Regions from separate parts of the Homo sapiens genome. Here all the other regions are linked to region 4. A link is a loop called in an ENCODE intact Hi-C map of the cell type or tissue named here. Cell type or tissue: chondrocyte. All regions are shown on one strand.

Evidence for each region. Hi-C counts contacts between places; a loop is a spot of excess contacts. Peaks named below come from ENCODE experiments on the same cell type or tissue, not always from the same donor. Only the 100,000 strongest peaks of a DNase experiment are listed, where the experiment ranks them.
Region 1: it touches region 4 in a loop (8-fold over the local background); 15 of 110 quality-filtered maps call a loop at or near these places.
Region 2: it touches region 4 in a loop (2.5-fold over the local background); 5 of 110 quality-filtered maps call a loop at or near these places.
Region 3: it touches region 4 in a loop (7-fold over the local background); 9 of 110 quality-filtered maps call a loop at or near these places.

The regions. Positions count from the first base shown.
Region 1 is chr4:101,728,799-101,733,798 of GRCh38, reverse strand. The region is part of intron 2 of LOC107986297 (a long non-coding RNA gene); the gene reads right to left. Among named protein-coding and RNA genes, the nearest start is that of BANK1, 59 kb to the left of the region's middle. RefSeq lists a silencer at 2,893-3,187. In chondrocyte, CTCF peaks have their summits at 2,878 and 3,080 (motif pointing right); no DNase peak of the experiment used is centred here.
Region 2 is chr4:100,904,572-100,909,571 of GRCh38, reverse strand. No RefSeq gene overlaps it. Among named protein-coding and RNA genes, the nearest start is that of LINC01218, 27 kb to the right of the region's middle. In chondrocyte, CTCF peaks have their summits at 1,739 and 1,951 (motif pointing left); no DNase peak of the experiment used is centred here.
Region 3 is chr4:102,261,098-102,266,097 of GRCh38, reverse strand. It overlaps SLC39A8 (solute carrier family 39 member 8), which reads left to right. Exons shown (of 9, transcript NM_001135146.2): 9 at 2,905-4,432. The coding sequence ends at 3,054. Among named protein-coding and RNA genes, the nearest start is that of SLC39A8, 82 kb to the left of the region's middle. In chondrocyte, CTCF peaks have their summits at 2,655 and 2,855 (motif pointing right); no DNase peak of the experiment used is centred here.
Region 4 is chr4:100,418,776-100,423,775 of GRCh38, reverse strand. EMCN (endomucin) reads left to right here. Exons shown (of 12, transcript NM_016242.4): 6 at 372-464; 7 at 696-755; 8 at 2,399-2,494. LOC124900740 (a long non-coding RNA gene) reads right to left here and starts at 2,405. Exons shown (of 2, transcript XR_007058203.1): 1 at 2,338-2,405. In chondrocyte, a CTCF peak has its summit at 2,206; no DNase peak of the experiment used is centred here.

The sequences.
Region 1 (5,000 bases), 1.3 Mb before region 4:
TAAAATTCCCGTTTTCAATATTGCAACATGAATCACAAGTAATTGAACATAACATAAATCAGGTTAGTCCAAAGTTTCCTGGAAAAATGACAGAAATTAGAAAAGAATTGGTCATTATTCAGTACCAAAGTGGGAAGGAGGGTAGTTCCTCGTGAGTGAGAAGAATTACATCTTGGGGAATGTGAACATTGGCTCCCAAGGGCTATCCTTGTCACACTCCCACAGCAGGGAAGTGCATAAAATTTCAACACACACACAAGCTTCAGTGAATTGCCAATTATTACTTATTCTGAATAGCATGCCCTGATCAATAATATGTGTCTAACACCCACTTGGAAAATAAAATTATGGTCTAAGAACAGGCAGTGTAATACCATATAATCTTTATTAAAAGTCATCTCTTCAGCATTTACATATAATTTCTCTTAAATAAACAGCATATCAGTATTTTATATTATTACTTGGTGTTTTCTATGTTCTGGGAAACTTAAAAGTTTGTGTCATATGTATATTTATGTTTTTAAGAATTTAAACTCTTGGCCAGGCGCGGTGGCTCACACTTGTAATCCCAGCACTTTGGGAGGCCAAGGTGGGCAGATCACCTGAGGTCGGGAGTTCAAGACCAGCCTGACCAATATGGAGAAACCCTGTCTCTACTAAAAATACAAAATTAGCTGGGCTTGGTGGTGCATGCCTGTAATCCCAGCTACTCGGGAGGCTGAGGCAGGAGAATTGCTTGAACCTGAGAGGTGAAGGTTGCGGTGAGCCAAGTCGTGCCATTGCACTCCAGCCTGGGCAACAAGAGCGAAACTCCATTTCAAAAATAATAATAATAAATAAATAAATAATAAATAAATAATTTAAACTCTCAGTACATAATATCTTCCTCTAAATTATTCTGTTTAAGACAGGGGTACACAGTGTCATGGTAAAAGTATGCTGCTGATTGTCCAAAGCTCTGCTAATTATGAAGATTAAATTTGGATAATAAACTATTAATGGATTTCAAAAGGCTATGATCACGGGCATAAAATGGTAAATAATCTTTAATATTGTATAACTTATAAGATAGTTTATCTGAGGAACATTGAAAAGAGCCAATGCCTCTAGAGTACCTTGTAAGAGCTAAGCACTTTATATATATTGTCAGTTAGACACCCCCCCAGTTGTTGAGGATTTAGACATTTTAATGACATTTACAGGTAAAGAAATTTAGATTCACAGAGACTACTCCATCCAGGATTATTTAGATAGAACATGGTAATGTGGTAAAGCTGATCATAAGCCCAAGTATATCTGAATCCAAAGCCCCAATACCAGTATGGTTTCCATTCCCTCATGACTTCTCACTAAAAAAAGAAGAAACAAGTCACATTATAAGATAATGTGCTCCTAGCTAATATATTTGAGGAAGAGGATTAAGGAGTCTTTGTTTCTAATATTTACTTAGACATCAGATGCATCCTATGCCTATTTCTATTTTGTGCTATTTTGTCTGTTTTCTCACCTCCACAAGATCGAGAGTTATTTTAATTCAGAGATTGTGACTCATTTTTCTGTCACCACAGGATACAGTACATTCATTCACCCATTCACAAATATTTGTAAAGTACCTACTATGTGCCAGGAATTATATCAGGTCTTCAGGAAAAAGCAAGAAAGATTAGTTTCCTATGGAGTAGAATAAATTCTACTTGAATAAATACACTAAGAATATTTTCAAAGGAACACATATTCAAAGTGCAATCATTCTCTCATCTATTTACCTTATTTCTAGTTGCCTCTTTATAAGAAAGGTGATGACGAAGGTTAATTAAAAACAAAACATGCGTCAGAACACCTAGCATAGAGTCATGATTTTGCAGCATATATGTTAGACATGTCAATTAACCTCTTTAAACCTTACTTTCTTTTATGTAAGTCAAAGATGAAATCTGTGATATGCAAAACGCAAAGATTTTATTATTCTTAAAATATACAGAACTACAGTAAACTAATCAAACCAAATGAATTTATAGAAATAAAAAAGCTAAAGAAATTTGGGAATATTAGGAAATTAATTTTAAAAGTAAGTATAAATTGCCTATGAAAAAGAAATAATATTCAGAATTACTAATAGTAAACATTCACAGTAAAAAAGAAGTATTATTATCTTCTAACAATTGCCAAGTATTAAAATGATTAATAATTTCTAGTATTAGAAATGGAATAAGGAAATATAGCAAACATTGTTAGAACTTTTGACTCATGCCTTTTTACAGAACAATTTGGCAATGTACATCACAGCTGTAAACATGCCATTTGACCGTACAATTTTGTGATAGCGTAAAGAAACAATAAGTAGATAAGCTAATAAAGATGTATGTATACAAATGTTTGTGATTACATTTTTAGGATACTAAGCATTCCAATGATGGAATAGAATATTAATATTGAAAAAAATGTATTGTTAAGTAAAAGTACACATAGAATTAATTACATGCATTTGGCTTCACTTTATTAAAAATGTATGGTCAAACATTTGCATGCTATCTGATGATAGCATATCTATCTCTCTGACTGGTGATATGCTTTTATGTAGATTTCTGAGTTATTTAAACATGTATTATAATGAACACATATTAAAATATAGATGTTAATTCATGCCTATCTCAGAGGGTTATGGTATACATCAAATAAAATAGAATTTATGAAATGTAAGAGTAATATACAAATGTAAGGCATTTAAATTGTAAGCTAGAATACAAGCAAACAATCTTGAAACTTGAGTTCCACTAAAATATAACACATAATAAGCTTAGGTAAGAAATTTGTATGCAATAGAGAAAGCTAAACAACTTTAATCAACAAAACTATTTTGTTAGCTAAAAGAAAGGAAAAAAAAATGTACAGTATTTCTTTTTTGTCACAGTCCCCAGATCGGCGGTAGAGGTTCCCAGTCTGTGGCAGCTCTGCTTAATGATAGATGTACCATTTTCAACAAGTAGTTTTCAAATTCACCCTGGGATTTTTCTCTATCCAGGTTAACCAGAAGAGAGAAAGAGGACAAGTGCATGTAGGAAGTTATTATAGGTCAGGCCAGCAGGTGGCATGCCTAACCTCTGTTCATATCCCATGGGGTGGGAACTTAGTCACAAGGCCACATGGCCAGGGATGCTGGGAAGGGCCAATTTACTGCATGCTCAAGAAGATAAGTGAGAGATTTTAGTGGACAGCTAGCAGTCTTTGCCAGAGCTCTAACCAACAGAATCTATGCATGCTTTTCTTGCTTCATTTAGAACATATTCACTCTGTCCTGAAGAGCCACCCCATCCAGCCAAATGTTCAGATATCTTCGAAACCATCACTGTTCTGCATCAGGTACAGGAACAGGAACAGATCCTTACGGTCTGATAATGAGGGAGTATGGGAAGAATAAACACAATGAAGGTTCCCCAAGGGAAGAATGAACCTTACCCATTGGTCACATCCATCTGCTGAGTAGGTATTGTGAAGACTCCCTGCTCTGTCCCAACATGATCACTTGTCAGGAAAGTGGAAATGGAGCCTTTGTTATCTATATTTAATGGCTTTTAAGGTCATCTTGTTATTGGTATCAGTGTCTGCTAGAGGAAGAAAGAACATGGAGGAGGGCATATGGAAGGCCCAGAGGTTGTATAAATTGCTTCTGCTCACGTTATAGGGGCTAGAACTTAGTCACAAGGCCATAACTAACTACTAGGGGGACGGCTGGCAACTTCAGTCTAGCTATGGACAGAAGAAAAACAGGGAAAAAATGATTTTGATTTAAGTAGTCTTTCTTAACATCCAAAAACCATTAAGAAAAACCAAGAGAGAAAAGTTACCTCATATCCTTGTGCTTTTTATTATTATTTTTTTTTGTTTTGAGCTCACAGTTATTTGTTCTTAATCTATGGAAATCTCTAGAGTTGAAATTGGAAATGCTTTTCTGCAAGATTACTTGAATTTGCTTTTATTTATAGCCAGAGGACATGGCTCTTCTGGGACCACTTTTCTTTCTGTGAAAATCCAGGCTCAATGAGAGTCTGAGGCTGAGTTCCTTACCTTGCTTTTACTGAAGTGCTTAGCTAAGGTCAACCCTGCCTTTTCTGTCGGCTCATTGGTCTGAGATCACAGCTCTGGTTTCTACTCATAAATATTTTGGGGGTGAGCTTAGAGATTTCCCTTTCTTTTTATAACCTTAACAATGTACTAAGAAGTATATTTTACTCAGAATGTAGGGGTTTGTAGTGAGAGGGACTTATAGTTAAACTAATCTACCATATAGCTGAAAGTGTAGCTCTAAGGGAAGAATTTTGTTTTAATATCCCTAATTAAAGACTTAAAAATTGACAAATAAAAATTGTATGCATTTATGGTATATAATGTGATGTTTTTATATATGTATACCTTGCAGAATGGCTAAATAAGGCTATTTAACGTATGCATTACCTCACCTGCTTGTCATTTTTTGTGATGAAAACACTTAAAATTTTCAAGTATACAATTTTCAAGTATACAATATATTGTTTTTAACCTTGATGTAAAATAGATCTATTGAACTTATTCCTCCTATGAATTTTGTGTCTTTGACCAACATCCCCCAACTCCAAGCCTCTGGTAACCATAATTTTACTCTGTTTCTTTTTTTGTTGTTGTTTTTGAGACGGAGTCTCGCTCTGTCGCCCAGGCTGGAGTGCAGTAGCGCAATCTCGGCTCACTGCAAGCTCCGCTTCCCGGATTCAGGCCATTCTCCTGCCTCAGCCTCCCGAGTAGGTGGGACTACAGGCGCCCGCCACCATGCCCGGCTAATTTTTTATATTTTTTTTTAGTAGAGACGGGGTTTCACCGTGTTAGCCAGGATGGTCTTGAACTCCTGCCCTCGTCATCCGCCCACCTCGGCCTCCCAAAGTGCTGGAATTACAGGCGTAAGCCACCGCGCCCAGCCAATTTTACTCTGTTTCTATGCATTTGATGACGTTTTTAGATTCCAAATATAA
Region 2 (5,000 bases), 490 kb before region 4:
CAGAAAAATTGGATATCCATACTCCTTCCCCCAACAAAAACTCTTCAGTTCATATCTCACATAATATATAATAATTAACCCAACGTGGGTCATACACTGAAGTGTAAATTCTAAAACTAACAAGTGTCTAGCGAAAAACATAGGAAAAAAAATCTGTGACCTTGGATTTAGCAAAGATTTCTTAGAAACTATGCCAAAATTATAATTCTTAAAAGAAAAGAGTGAATCAGTTGGACTTCATCAAAATTAAGAACTGTGACTCTTTGAAAGACATTGTTGAAAAACAAGTCACATACTGCAAGAAAATATTTGCAAATTACATATAAGATAAAGGACTTACATACAGAATGCATTAAGAACACTAATGCTTACAATAAGAAATCAAACAATTTGATAAAGAAGTAATAAAAGATTTGAATAGACCCTTCACCCAAGAAGATATACACATGGAAAATAAACATAGGAAAAGATGTACTAACACCAAAAGTTAGTACAGAAATGCAAATTAAAGTGACAGTGTCTAAAATTCAAATATCTGATCATTTCAAGTGTTGCGGGGCAGAGATTGAGCAACTGGAACTCTCATACACTGATGGTGGGAATATAAAATGATACATCTGCTTTGGAAAACAATTTGTGATTTCTTAACAGATAAATACATACCTACCATCTGACCTAGTCATTTTACTCCTGCCCATTTTACTCCAATCAAAGCAAAAGAATATATCCACACAAAAACTTGTACAAGAATTTTCATTACAGCTTTATTGGTAATAGCCCACATCTGGTAACAATCCAAATAAGTATCAATTGGTCAGTGGACACATCATGGTATGTCTATATAATGGAATACTACTCAGCAATGAAAAGGAATGAACAATAGCACGCATGAATCTCAAAACAATTATGCTGAGTAAAATAAGGCAGACAAAAAAGTTTCATATTATATATTCTATTTTCGTAAAATTCTAGAAAACGCAAAATCATTTATAGTGACAGAAAGCAAATAGATGATTCCCTGGTGATAGGCAGGGGCTGGGAAAAGAAAGTATTACAAATAGGCATGAGAAAATTTGGGGGAGTGACAGATGTATTTATTAATTTTATTGTGTTGGTTTCATGAGTATATACATAAATTCAAAAGTCATCAGATTGTACATTTTAAGTATGTGTGATTTATTGCATGTCAGTTATATCTCAGAAAAGCTATATATGTGTGTAGACAGAGACATAGATATAAGAGAGAAAGAAAGAGACAGCAAGAGAGACAGAGAGATCAAGAGAGAGCATGAGAATGCCCTGGATTCTGGAATGAACTCTCACCCTTGATCCAAAGCAGGAAACAGCAAATCATCCTGTTAGCCTTTATTTTAAGGGTGCTTGTATTTTCCTAAATTCAGTCTGTAAGTTACCTCAGAATGATAGATGCTTTCTTCGTACCACTTTCCGTAACCCTTATAGTCATCTTGTGCTTTGGGCATCATAATGTGTATTTTATAGATTAGTTGCCTGAGGCAGTGAGCTATTAATTAACTTGCACAAGGTCACTACCAATAGGATTGCAAACCAAGTATCTCTTGCTCCATAGCACATACTCATTCCACTCCCACAAGCCCACCTTAGTAATCAGGTGGCCTTAAAATATGGTGTTCTGGTGTCCCCTTTCCCTCAGCAATCTCCTGCAGTTCAATAAGACTTCTGTTGTTCCTAAAACCCAGTTAATAAATATGAATGCAAAAATGCACTGCCAGGTCACTATCTTTGACCAAGCAAACAGGCTCTCCCTGTTTTTGTTTTGTTTTGCTTTGCCAAGTGAACAGAGTCAATTCATTGTCTTTTCTTTAACTTGTGGAAGAGTGCGGAATGCTTTTCCTGTTGAGTGAGGTAAGATGTCCCCAATATCTGGAAGTGTGGCTGGAGGCAAAATGCAGCCACACTTCCAGATATTGACACCTGCTGGTCAAAAACATGAACATCCAGAAAGAAAATGTAGAAAGACTAATAAAACATTATCACCAATCTTTTTGGATTTCAGACTTCTCAGTAAAAATGTTTATGCTTTCACCTATAATATATGTATATTTATATGTAATGTACAAATACTAACATATATGCCATAAAACATACAGGAATGAATTTTAAACATAAAATAAAGATGGAATAAACATTAATTTAAAGATAATATATTTCATTATTGGTGCCAAAAGACGATATTTTGAGAGTGATGTGAATGAATATTCTTCGCCATTAAAAAAGTCCTGGTTTAACCCATTGTGAATACAAAAAGTGACTATTTTGTTTAGTTTATTTAGTTTATTTCAATAATGTTTCAAATGGCTTTCATAGCTGAAGATGTTACTGCAGAGAAAAGCATAAACGCAAATGCAAGTGGTTTGCACTGGTTGTGCTTACTAAATCAATAGCTTCTACTCATGGATTATGCAAGATTTTGATTTTTAAAACACTGCTAGTAAATTTCTATCTCCTTGATGTAAGTCAGTTGTTCTTGCAAGTGAATGGAAGAAGTGTTGCATTTTTTTATTATTTTTTAAACAAGATTCTGTTAATAGTTTTTTAAGAGTGTAGGAGTTTTTATGTGATACTCACTATTTTCAGGAAAAGAAATAATGAGGAAAATGATTTCAAATACTCAATTTCAATGTTCTTTCCATTGCTCAGTTTTCTTTCATAAAACAATTACTTTCTCATTTATTGTAAAAATGTTACCTTTACCTATAAATGACAAAATAAATGTGTTGTTTTAAATATCTGTATTATATCAACAGTCTCTCTAAATTACAGATGGAAAGCAAAGTTGGAACACTTCTCTTTTTTAAAGAAAAAAATATAAGTTGTCTTGAAGTTCTGCAACTCTTTTTTTTCTCATTATAATTGGGATGAAATTGCATCTATGCTCCTTAGTATTAGATTTTAAATCTTAGTCCACCAAATTTTAATTTGCTTTATATCAGTTCTTTTTTTCTTAATTTTTATTTTATTTTATTATACTTTAAGTTCTTGGATACATGTGCAGAACGTGCAGGTTTGTTGCATAGGTATACACATGCCATGATAGTTTGCGGCAACCCATCATCTACGTTAGGTATTTCTCCTAATGGTATCTCTCTCCTAGTCCACCCACTCCAACAGGCCCCGGTGTGTGATGTTCCCCTCCCTGTGTCCATGTGTTCTCATTGTTCAACTCCCACTTATGAGTGAGAACACGCAGTGATTGGTTTTCTGTTTCTGTGATAGTTTGCTGAGAATGATGGCTTCCAGCTTCATCCACATCTCTGCAAAGGACATGAACTCATCTTTTTATGGCTGCATAGTTTTCCATGGTGTATATGTGCCACATTTTCTTTATCCAGTCTATCATTGATGGGCATTTGGGTTGATTCCAAGTATTTGCTATTGTAAACAGTGCTGCAATAAGTATACATGTCTATGTGTCTTTATAGTAGAATGATTTATAATCCTTTGGATATATACCCAGTAATGGGATTGCTGGGGCAAATGGTATTTCTGGTTCTAGATCCTTGAGGAATCGCCACACTGTCTCCCACCATGGTTGAACTAATTTACACTCCCACCAATAGTGTAAAAGTGTTCCTATTTCTCCACATCCTCTCCAGAATCCATTGTTTCCTGACTTTTTAATGATCGCCATTCTAACTGGTGGGAGACGGTATCTCATTGTGGTTTTAATTTGCACTCCTCTAATAACCAGTGATGATGAGCTTTTTTTCATGTTTGTTGGCCTCATAAATGTCTTCTTCTGAGAAGTGTCTGTTAATATCCTTTGCTCACTTTTTGATGGAGTCATTTGTTCTTTTCTTATAAATTTGTTTAAGTTCTTTGTAGATTCTGGATATTAACCCTTTGTCAGATGGATAGATTGCAAACACTTTCTCCCATTCTGTAGGTTGCCTCCGATGAGAGTTTCTTTTGCTGTGCAGAAGCTCTTTAGTTTAATTAGATCCCATTTGTCAATTTTGGCTTTTGTTGCCATTGCTTTTGGTATTTTAGTCATGAAGTCTTTGCCCAGGCCTTTGTCGTGAATGGTATTGCCTAGGTTTTCTTCTAGGGATTTTATGGTTTTAGGTCTTATTTTAAGTCTTTATTCCATCTTGAGTTAATTTTTGTATAAGGTGTAAGGAAGGGGTCCAGTTTCAGTTTTCTGCATATGAGTAGCCAGTTTTCCCAACACCATTTATTAAATAGGGAATCCTTTCACCATTGCTCATTTTTGTTAGGTTTGTCAAAGATCAGATGGTTGTAGATGCGGGGCATTATTTCTGAGGCCTCTGTTCTGTTCCACTGGTGTATGTATCTGTTTTGGTACCAGTACCATGCTGTTTTGGTTACTGTAGCCTCCTAGTGTAGTTTGAAGTCAGGTAGCATGATGCCTCCAGCTTTTTTCTTTTTGCTTAGGATTGTCTTGGCTATACTGGCTCTTTTTTGGTTCCCTATGAAATTTAAAGTAGTTTTTTCTAATTCTGTGAAGAAATTCAATGGTAGCTTGATGGGGATAGCATTGAATCTGTAAATTACTTTGGGCAGTATGACCATTTTCACAATATTCATTCTTCCTATCCATGAGCATGGAATGTTTTTCCATTTGTTTGTGTCCTCTCTTATTTCCTTGAGCAGTGGTTTATAGTTCTCCTTGAAGAGGTCCTTCACATTTCTTGTAAGTTTTATTCGTAGGTATTTTATTCTCTTTGTAGCAATTGTGAATGGAAGTTCACTCATGATTTGGCTCTCTGTCTATTATTGGTGTATAGGAATGTTTGTGATTTTTGCACATCGATTTTGTATCCTGAGACTTTGCTAAAGTTGCTTATCGGCTGAAGTAGATTTTGGGCTGAGAGATGATGGGGTTTTCTATATATACAATCATGAAATCTGCAGAGACAATTTGACTTCCTCTCTTCTGATTTGAATACCCTTTATTTCTTTCTCTTTCCTGATTGCCCTGGCCAGAACTTCCAATACTA
Region 3 (5,000 bases), 1.8 Mb before region 4:
TAATAAAAAATGCTATGAAATAAGAGAGAAAGTAGAATATATGATGAGAGATGATAATAAAGGAATCTAGAATAAACTAGGATTAGCTAGCAAAAGTGTTTTAGCAAGATATAAGGTAAAACGTGAAGGATTTAGTCCACTGAAAAATTAGAGAAATACAAGTTCTGGTACAGGTGATGGTAGATGTGAAGATTTTGCTGGGTAAACTTGAGGTCATGAAAGAATGGGTTGGGTGAAGCATAGAGAGCAGGTAATGGAAAAGGAGAAAGAGAACATAAAATGAGGTAAATTCCATCCCACTGATTGATTCAGTTGGAGAAAAATACTACTTCAGTACTTTTACTCTTGTTGATGCCTGAAAGAACTAGATATTCCTATTAAGCTATCAGTACTAAAACCTTTAAACATCCAAAGTAAATGATCATACCACCCCTCCCAGCATTCTATTACAGGAGCACCTTGTTTTATTGCACATTGCTTTGATGCACTTTGTAAATGCTAGGTTTTTTGCACATTGAAAGTTTTTGGCAACCCTGCCTCAAGCAAATCTGTCAGTGCCATTTTTTGAATAGCATGGGCTTATTTCCTGTCTCTGTCACATTTTGTTAATTTTTAAACGATTTCAAACCTTTTCATTATTATTATAATATCTGTTATAGTGATTTGTGATCAGTGATCTATGATGTTACTATTATGTTTTGGGACGCCATGAACCACATTCGTATAAAATGGTGAACTTAATTGACAAATGTTGTGTGTGTTTTCTCCCTGCACCCCTGATCAGCCATCCTTCCATCTCCCTCTCCTTGGGCCTCCCTATTCCTTGACACCCAACAATGTTGAAATTACACCAATTAATAATCCTACAGTGGCCTCTAAGTGTTCAAGTGAAAGGAAGAGCTGCACATCTATCATATTAAATCAAAGGCCTGAAATGATTAGGCTTAGTGAGGAGGGCATGTTGAAACCCAAGGCAGGCCAAAAGCTAGACTTTGTTTGCCAGATAGCCCAGTTGTGACTGCAAAGAAAGGATTGATGAAGGAAATTAAAAGGGCTACTCCAATGAACACACAAATAATAAGAAAGCAAAACAGCCTTATTGCTGACATGAATAAAATTTACGTGGTATGGATAGAAAGATCAAACCAGCTACAACATTCCGTTAAGCAACAGCCTATTTCAGAGCAAGGAATAACTCTCTTCAATTCTATGATGGCTTACAGAAGTAAAGAAGCTGCAGAAGAAAAACTGGACATTAGCAGAGGTGTATTCATTAGGTTTAAGGAAAGAAGCCATCTGTATGACATAAAAGTGTCAGGTGAAGCAGCAAGTGCTGATGGGAAGCTGCAGAAAGTTATCCAGAAGATCTAACTAAGATCACTGATGAAGGTGACTACACTAAACTAATAGATTTTAAGTGTAGCTGAAACAGCCTTCTGTTAGAAGAACATGCCATCCAGGACTTTCCATACTAGAGAGAAGTCAATGCCTGGTTTCAAATCTTCAAAGGATAGGCTGACTGTCTTACTAGGGACTAATGCAGCTGGTAACTTTAAGTTGAGGTCAGTGATCATTTACCATTCCCCAAATCCTAGGGCCCTTAGGAATTATGTTGAATCCACTCTGTGCTCTAGAAATAGAACAACACAGCCTGGATGATAACACATCTGTTTACAGCATGGTTTAGTGAGTATTTTAAACCCACTGTTAGGACCCACTGCTCAGAAAAATAAAAGAAATTCCTTTCAAACATTACTGCTCATTGACAGTGCATCAAATCACCTAAGAGCTCTTATGGAGATGTACAAGGAGATGAAAGTTTTTGTGCTTGCTAACACAACATACATTCCGCAGTCCATGGATCAGTCCATGGAGTAGTTTTGACTTACAAATCATATCATTTAAGAATAATTTGTAAGTCTCTAGTTGCTGTAGATAGTGATTCCTCTGATGCATCTGGGCAAAGTAAGTTGAAAACTTTCTAGAAAGGACTTATCCTTCTAGATGATATGAAGAACATTTGTGATTTATGGAAGGAGTCAAAATATCCACATTAATTGAAATTGGAAAGAAGCTGATTTCAACCCTCATGGATGACTTTGAGGTGTTCAAGACTTCAGGGAAGGAAGTAACTGCAGAGGTAGTGGAAATGGCAAGATAACTAGAATGAGAAGTGGAGACTGAAGATGGGACTGAATTGCTGCAATCTCGTGATTAAACTAGAATGAATGAGGGGTTGCTTCTTACGGAGGAACAAACAGTGATTTCTTGAGACAGAATCTATTCCTGGTGAACATTGCTGAAATGACAACAAAGGATTTAGAATATTCTATAAACATAGTTCATAAAGCAGGGACAGAGTTTGAGAGGATTGCCTCCACTTTGGAAATAATTTCTACTGTGGGTAAAATGCTGTCAAACAGCATTGCACACTACAGAGAAATCTTTCATGAAAGAAATAAATTGATGTTGCAAATGTCATTGTTGTCTTATTTTAAGAAATTTCCACAGCCACTCCCATCTTTAGCAACCACTACTCTAATCAGTCAGCAGCCATCAAGATGGAATCAAGACTCCACCAGCAAAAAGATTACAACTCACCCAAAGCTCGAATGATTGGTAGCATTTTTTAGCAATAAAGTATTTTTTTAAATTATGGTATATACATTGCCTTTTTAGATATTATGCTATTGCACACTTAATAGTCTACAGTATAATGCAAATATATCTATTATATGCACTGGGAAACCTGGGAATTCATGTAACTTGCTTTATTGAGATGTTTGCTTTATCACACTGGTCTGGAACCAAACCCACACTGTCTCCAAGGTATGCCTCTAAGTGACTGTTTTGTGGTTTGCCACAAGATGGCAACAGTTATCTAACAATATATCTGTCTTCTAGTTTCCAGAGATGAATGATATGCTGAGAGAAAAGGTAACTGGAAGAAAAACCGATTTCACCTTCTTCATGATTCAGAATGCTGGAATGTTAACTGGATTCACAGCCATTCTACTCATTACCTTGTATGCAGGAGAAATCGAATTGGAGTAATAGAAAATGGAAGATGGTGTTGTTAATAAAGGCATTTAATAGATAAAAACATCTCCAAAAAGGATTTTGAAGCTGATCCTATTTAGTTAAAAAGATAATTTTGCTTTCAACTGTAGGTCCAGAAAACTAATTATTGGCATCAGTCTGTGAAATAGTCCATTATTTGTTGTTAAAAATGCTTCAAAAGGTTTTCAGTGTCAGTCTGAGATGCCTGGTATATAGGAGCCTTTGGGAAATACCTATTTTTCAGTATTCCATGCATATTAGATATCACCATGAAGCAAGAGACATGCATTCTATAATCATGTAGACACTCAGACTCAGGGGAAAATACAAGTTATATCCTGAAAGCCTTTAAAACTCTATGGTAGGATCAAAGATTCAAATGGTTTCAGAGAGGTTTTATTTCAATTAATTTGTTCTAGTGCTTTCAAGAGCAAGTACATCAAAATGTAGAAGGTAAAATGTATGCAACACTAATATAAATTATTCCAAGTCTTTAAGGAGCCAAAGAAAAAAAAGATTTCTCACAGCTTTTTGTTCTGTTTTGTATTTCAATTAGGAACTTGCAGTATTATTTTGAAAACCATTCTAAAATAATAGGAGTTAGGAAATAAATAAAGTTTTGCTAGCCCTGCTAAGTTCAGGCTTAGAGGCTTATCGCTAAGTATAAACTTCACCAGATTCCACGAAAAGCTGGATAGCTTTTTTTCTGACTTATGTTGTGGTTGCACCCCTCACAAATGGCAGAACAGTATGTAAAGCTGGTAACACCTCGGTTTCAGTGCACCATGTGTTTGCTTTGTGAAGGTGAAGAATATGTTGGTTTAGAGAAAGAAATTGGATGTAATTTTATGCAATTTACTTTTAAAGACAAACATAACTATTTAGCAGAGAATATTTTAATAAATGCAAAACAACAGCTGGACTGCTGTACATCAAGGACAGATTAACTGGAAAACATATGTTCCTTATGTGTGATCGAGAGCCATTCAGAAAAGACTTCCTTTGTGTTCAGCCTATACTTTTCCATATGGTATACCTTGAAAAAAATTAGCACACCATGGTTATTTTTCTACCTTTTATAAAAGACAGAGCCTGTTTACTCATTTAGAAGATAGAGAAAATTGGTCTAAAATTGAACATCCTAGATTCACACTCCCAAGTCACTTAAGGTGATTTGATGGTGAGGAAAATGATTGACAAAGCCCAACAATGATCTCAGGAATTACATTTTCCAACAGACCAAAAAATGTTTTCATGTAGCAGCAATGCAGATTTGGTGAATATTTAATATATATTTTAGTATGTATTTCACTTTATGACTGACAATTAAAAAATATTGTTTGGCCAAATAGTAAACACCCTTTTGAAACCATGTATTGTGTCATTTGTTATTTAATATTTGTCCTGTTGAGTGACTACCATGTATCTGGTATTATGGGGGAGAGATATAAATAGGAAATCAGTGATGTGCTCAAACTGTAAATCTAACCCCGCCATGGCTTATTTCTATACCAGTTGCTTAGCATGGCCAACCCAAGAGTCGACGATTTTAATAGTCTCTGAATAGTATTATGATGATCTCTCGTTACTTAGTAGGGCCCTACCTAGTAGACTGTTTCGCTTTACCACATCTAAAAGGGTTTCTTTAATGAGGTGCTTAAATTTTTAAAAAGTGAACTAGTTGAGAAGAGCCAAAACAGCACCACGAGTTTACCAGACAATTAACATAGGCATATCAACAGCTGATTACTGATGGCCTGTGCCAGGGGAAAACTTCCAGTCTGTCCTCCATGCTCTGGTTGGCATCATCTTCCTTTAGGTCTCACTTTGGAGACCAGACTTCTGTGCTCATTTAAGGTCCATTACGGTACAAGAGGTTAACCCTATAATAAATAAAGATTCTCCAACACTGATGTTACTACAGCTTCTTTCTCACTGAT
Region 4 (5,000 bases):
AAAAACACTATCACCCAAAGTTATAATATCTGAAATTTGAAAAATGCTTTTGCATAGATTTACATCCCACAAGAATCTTATGCAGTAGGTTATACAGGCTGTAATCTACGCTAAAAAACTTACTGAAGTTTTCTTGGCGAGTTCCTGAAGATGTAAAACTGATACTCAGGCTTTGTGATTCTAAATTTAATTATCTTTCCAGGAGGAATGGATGAACTTATGGTTTAGTGTTATGATTGCATTTATCCTACTATTTGACAATAAATAGTTTTCACAGATCTTCAGAAAAGCAAACTGTTTGAATCTGCAAAGAAATCCCATATGAAGGCTTAATACCATAGCCTGATTCTGCATTTGTAATTTTCATACAGGTAGTGTTCTACAACCAGATGCATCACCTTCTAAAACTGGTACATTAACCTCAATACCAGTTACAATTCCAGAAAACACCTCACAGTCTCAAGGTATGATATCTGTGTGCCTGAGTGGAAATCTGCTCTACCTGACCCTTTCTTGACTGAAACCCTAACAATCTTGACTCACAAAACAGAGCTCCTTCAGAATGAGACTGAATCTTTTGCACTTGCAGCATCATACCTACAAATCATGGCTGTTTCCTTAAATGAGGGTGGAGGGAGGACTGCAAGAATTGGCACACATTAACCAAAAGTGACTTGTTTTTTTCTTTCTTAAAGTAATAGGCACTGAGGGTGGAAAAAATGCAAGCACTTCAGCAACCAGCCGGTCTTATTCCAGTGAGTAACAGCAATGCCTTCATTCATGGCAGTAGATATGCAGAATGTTTGAATGTGACCAGTAAAGGAGAGGAATCAGATTATGGGCAGCCTTTTCTCAACTTTACTGAGCCTGCAATCCCATTACAATCCCATCTAACTGCTGCCTGCTCTGAAAATTTCCCACAAGTGAGTCTTAATGACAAAAAAAAAAAAAAAGAAAAGAAAGAAAGAAAGAAAGAAAACAGAAGAGGAAAAAAAGCACAGTTTGGCAATTTTTTTCTTAGTTTAGTGTTTAACAATTACGATCAAGGGCCAAGGATGACTCGATGGGACTAGTTTCAGATAAGTCAAAATGCACAGGTAGAGGTCCCCATAAAAGTGAATTATTTCCAAATTATCAGGTTGTATACCCTGAATATATTTTATTTTTGTCAAGTAAATAATTAAAATAATAAATAAATTATATCAAAAAATGAATTGTTTGCCTTCATAGAACATTAAAAACGGCCTTTAAGAAATGTTCCATTTTAACTAAAACCTATATATGTCATATAACATTTATGTGTGTGCTAAGACTGAATACAGAATATTAAATAACTTCCTTAGTAATTAAGAATAAAAAGACAATATTCAAAACTGTTATTATAAAAGGCTCTATTAAGTTTAGTTAAACCCATTCCATTAAATAAGTCATCATAGAAATTACTGACCTGCTGATTCACGGCATCTTCATTTGGGAGGCAATAATGATTTCACCTAAGGTCTATTATGAAATCAGCAGAACTTACTTAAAACAAATATTTAACTCTGACAATGGAAGTGTAAACCATCCTACAGATGAATTGGAGAGTAAGTCTCACCCCTGATAAATATATAAGGAGTACATATGAAAGCAAATATGCTAAACTAATAGTCATCTTAATTTCCTTTAGTTGTGTGTCTATGACAGCTCTCTTGCTTTTATCACTGTACTTTTAACCTTGGAAATAACCATCAGAAAAGAAGGAAAGAAGGAAGGAAGGAAGGAAGGAAGGCAGGCAATACTCTTCCTCTTAATACAAATATGAAAAACTCACCCTAAGTTACTGCAGCAACATCACTCCCCCAAACAGACACACATACACATCTCTCTTGAATCATGTTCATTTTCAAGAATCATCTTCACTGTGGTATCTACTTACATTATTTTATGCCTTTTCTAGTTTTAAGGTATTATTATAGAAAGAAATTTGTGAGTGTTTTAGAAAGCCAGCATTAGGACTAAAGCAATCCCCGTTGGGTTATATATATTTTGGTAACTTCATTATAAAGTACTAAAAAATGTAATGAGTGAATGAGGATTTAATTATAATCTAGAGTACATCTTCTGCTTCTCCAGTCTCCCATCTCCCCACTTCTTCAGTCTCCAGGAAGATGGGGGCACTCTCTCTTAAGGTTGGAATTTTGTTTCAGAAAGGTTACAAGACTGACATCAAGTGGTTATGTCAAAGATGACAACTAGAGCAAACCCCATGAATCAGAGGAATCTTTGCCTAAAATATGTTTTTAATAGAATGATATTTAAAGAAGAAAGGAAGTACTCATGCTTTGGCTCACTTACCAAACTATCGCTGTGAAATTCAGTAGCCACTCTAATTGACAATGTCTCCAATTCTTTTTAGGTATTATTTTGCCGGTGGTTATTGCTTTGATTGTAATAACACTTTCAGTATTTGTTCTGGTGGGTTTGTACCGAATGTGCTGGAAGGCAGATCCGGGTAGGTAACAGTGTTTTGTTTTGTTTTCCTGAAAGAAGAATGAATGCTCAGTTTAAACTTGATTTTAAATTCTTAAAGGGAGAGAAAAGTTATAGAAAGAAATGAAATGTCATATTTCCTGATCACAGAAACAAAGGACGAAGGGCACAGACACCCACTGAATGCTAGTGAACTGCAGAGTGGGAACTAAATACTATGAGTAGATATTATCAAATATAGGGAAATTCTTTTTAATAAAATAGCCCAAATTTTATGGGTGGTCAGGGGAATATGATAGTAAAGAGGGCATAACAATGACATAACTTGTCTATGGTAAAGATTAACTCCATTTCTATGTAACAGAAAATAAAGAGGGAGATTGCTAAGAATTCAGCTCAGGGGCCCATAATCTCAAAAAATGTCCCGTGACTAATTTCCCTCCTGGGAGACACACCCAACGAAAGTATCTTCCAAGACCATGTTATATTTTTTATCCTTTTTAAAAATAAACTTTCTATTTTAGAGTAGACTTAGAGTTACAGGGAAGTTGCAAAGATAGTACAGTGAGTCACCATACCTAGTTTCCCTTATTCCCTTATTAAGATCTGATGGTATGTTTGTCACAATTAGTGAACTAATACTGATAAATTATTGTTAACTAAATTCTGATTTCTTTTAGTCTTTACTCAGTCTTTTTTCTGTTCCAAGAAATTTGCCTCTTCTTTACTCAACCTTCACCTAAATACCCCTTCAACTCCCATGGCTCAGCTGTCATGTTACCGTAATTGCAAACTATCTTTCCACTTCACAGCCCAGCCCTGGTCGTATAATGTAGTAGCATGTATCCATGCCCTCATCCATACTATTCCTTCTGGAATATCCAGCCCACCTCTTACCTTTCATAACATACCTAATCTCCAACTTACCCATTAGGACTCAACTCAAACACAAATTTACTGTATCTTTTTATAACATACCACTTCTTCAAGCAGAATGAATTCTACCTTTAATTGTATTACTACAGATTTGGATTATATCATTTATCATACCATAGTACAGTTACTTATTTCTCCATGTGCCTACCTCTCTTGAAAGTCAGGCAACCCTTCCAAGTCACAAATCACATATTGTTCACATTGCATGCTACCTAATATATAGCAGGCCCTTACTATATACTTATTGAGTTACATTTTTAAAGGTACAGTAAATAGAATTCTTCTTCCCCACTTTAATTCTAAATATGTCACAAAAAAATCTAAGTCTCATAAACTGTTAGAAGGTAAAAAGCAATTATTTTTATAATGTATATAAGCTGCATTATTCTTTGTTTACCTCATGGACAGTGTGCCCCCCAGGACACCAGTGAATGCTATCCCTAAAGCCACCTGCTCACCATGCATTGCATGGACAGTTGTAGTATGATAACGACAGTACCAAGAGAAGCTAGGAGACCAAAACAGCAGAGTTCATTTTAGCTCTTGGTGAAAAGTAAAAACAAATCAATGCCTTTTCCTTTGGGAATCAGTGAATAAACTTCTTAATGTCTGAAACATGTCTCCTTGTTCAGTTTTCAGAGGAGAAACAGCATTTTTATAAGTCAGTTTAATTTCTCTAAGTTTCTGAACTACCTACCAATCCTGTCTTTTACTGAAAATCAGCCTGAGAGTGTTGAGTAAGCAGGATATGTAAAAATTAATGTGCTAAATTTATTTGTAAAAATATGCTATACTAAAAATTACTTTACATAGGAAGATTTAAGAATGTATTATTTGAAAAGTTGACCTTTTCTATTAAAGCGGTTTCCATGGATGTATAAAGTTCCTACCACTACGGATAGCTATTCTGAAGACATGAGTATTTTAAAGTCAAGTTTGGCAATTGTACAATTAGCCAAATCTTTTTGGTTGTTGTTAACTTTGTTTCTGAGACAGAATTTACAGCACTGTTATCATTAAATTAGCACCATTAAATACCTGCAGTTAATCACTCTTCAAGTATGTGGGAGAGACTTTATCTAGTTTGGGAAATTAGTAAACCCATTCTGCTCTGTGGAAGACAACATGAATCAGAGATTTCCGTAAGAAATGAAGCTTATCTGGACAAGGTTGACAGTGGACTGAACTTTAACCAAATAAGAATGGTATATACGCAGAAAATAGTCTGTTGGCTTGCATCTATCTGCTAATGAGACTATCGCTATAGTTTCCTAGGGAAAAAATATTAAAACAGGCATATAAAAATCTCAATACATTTTGCTGGAGAGAATGCGGAGAAAAGGGAAACCTCGTACGCTGTGGGTGGAAATGTAAATTAGTACAACCACTATGGAGAACAGCTTGGAGGTTCCTCAAAAAAACTAAAAATACAGCTACTATATGATCCAGCAATCCCGCTGCTGGGTATATACGCTTAACACAGGAAATCAATATATCAAAGAAATACCTGCAGTCCCACATTTGTTGCAGCACTGTTCACAATAGCCAAGATTTGGAAGCAACCTAAGTGTCCATCAGCAGATGAATAGATA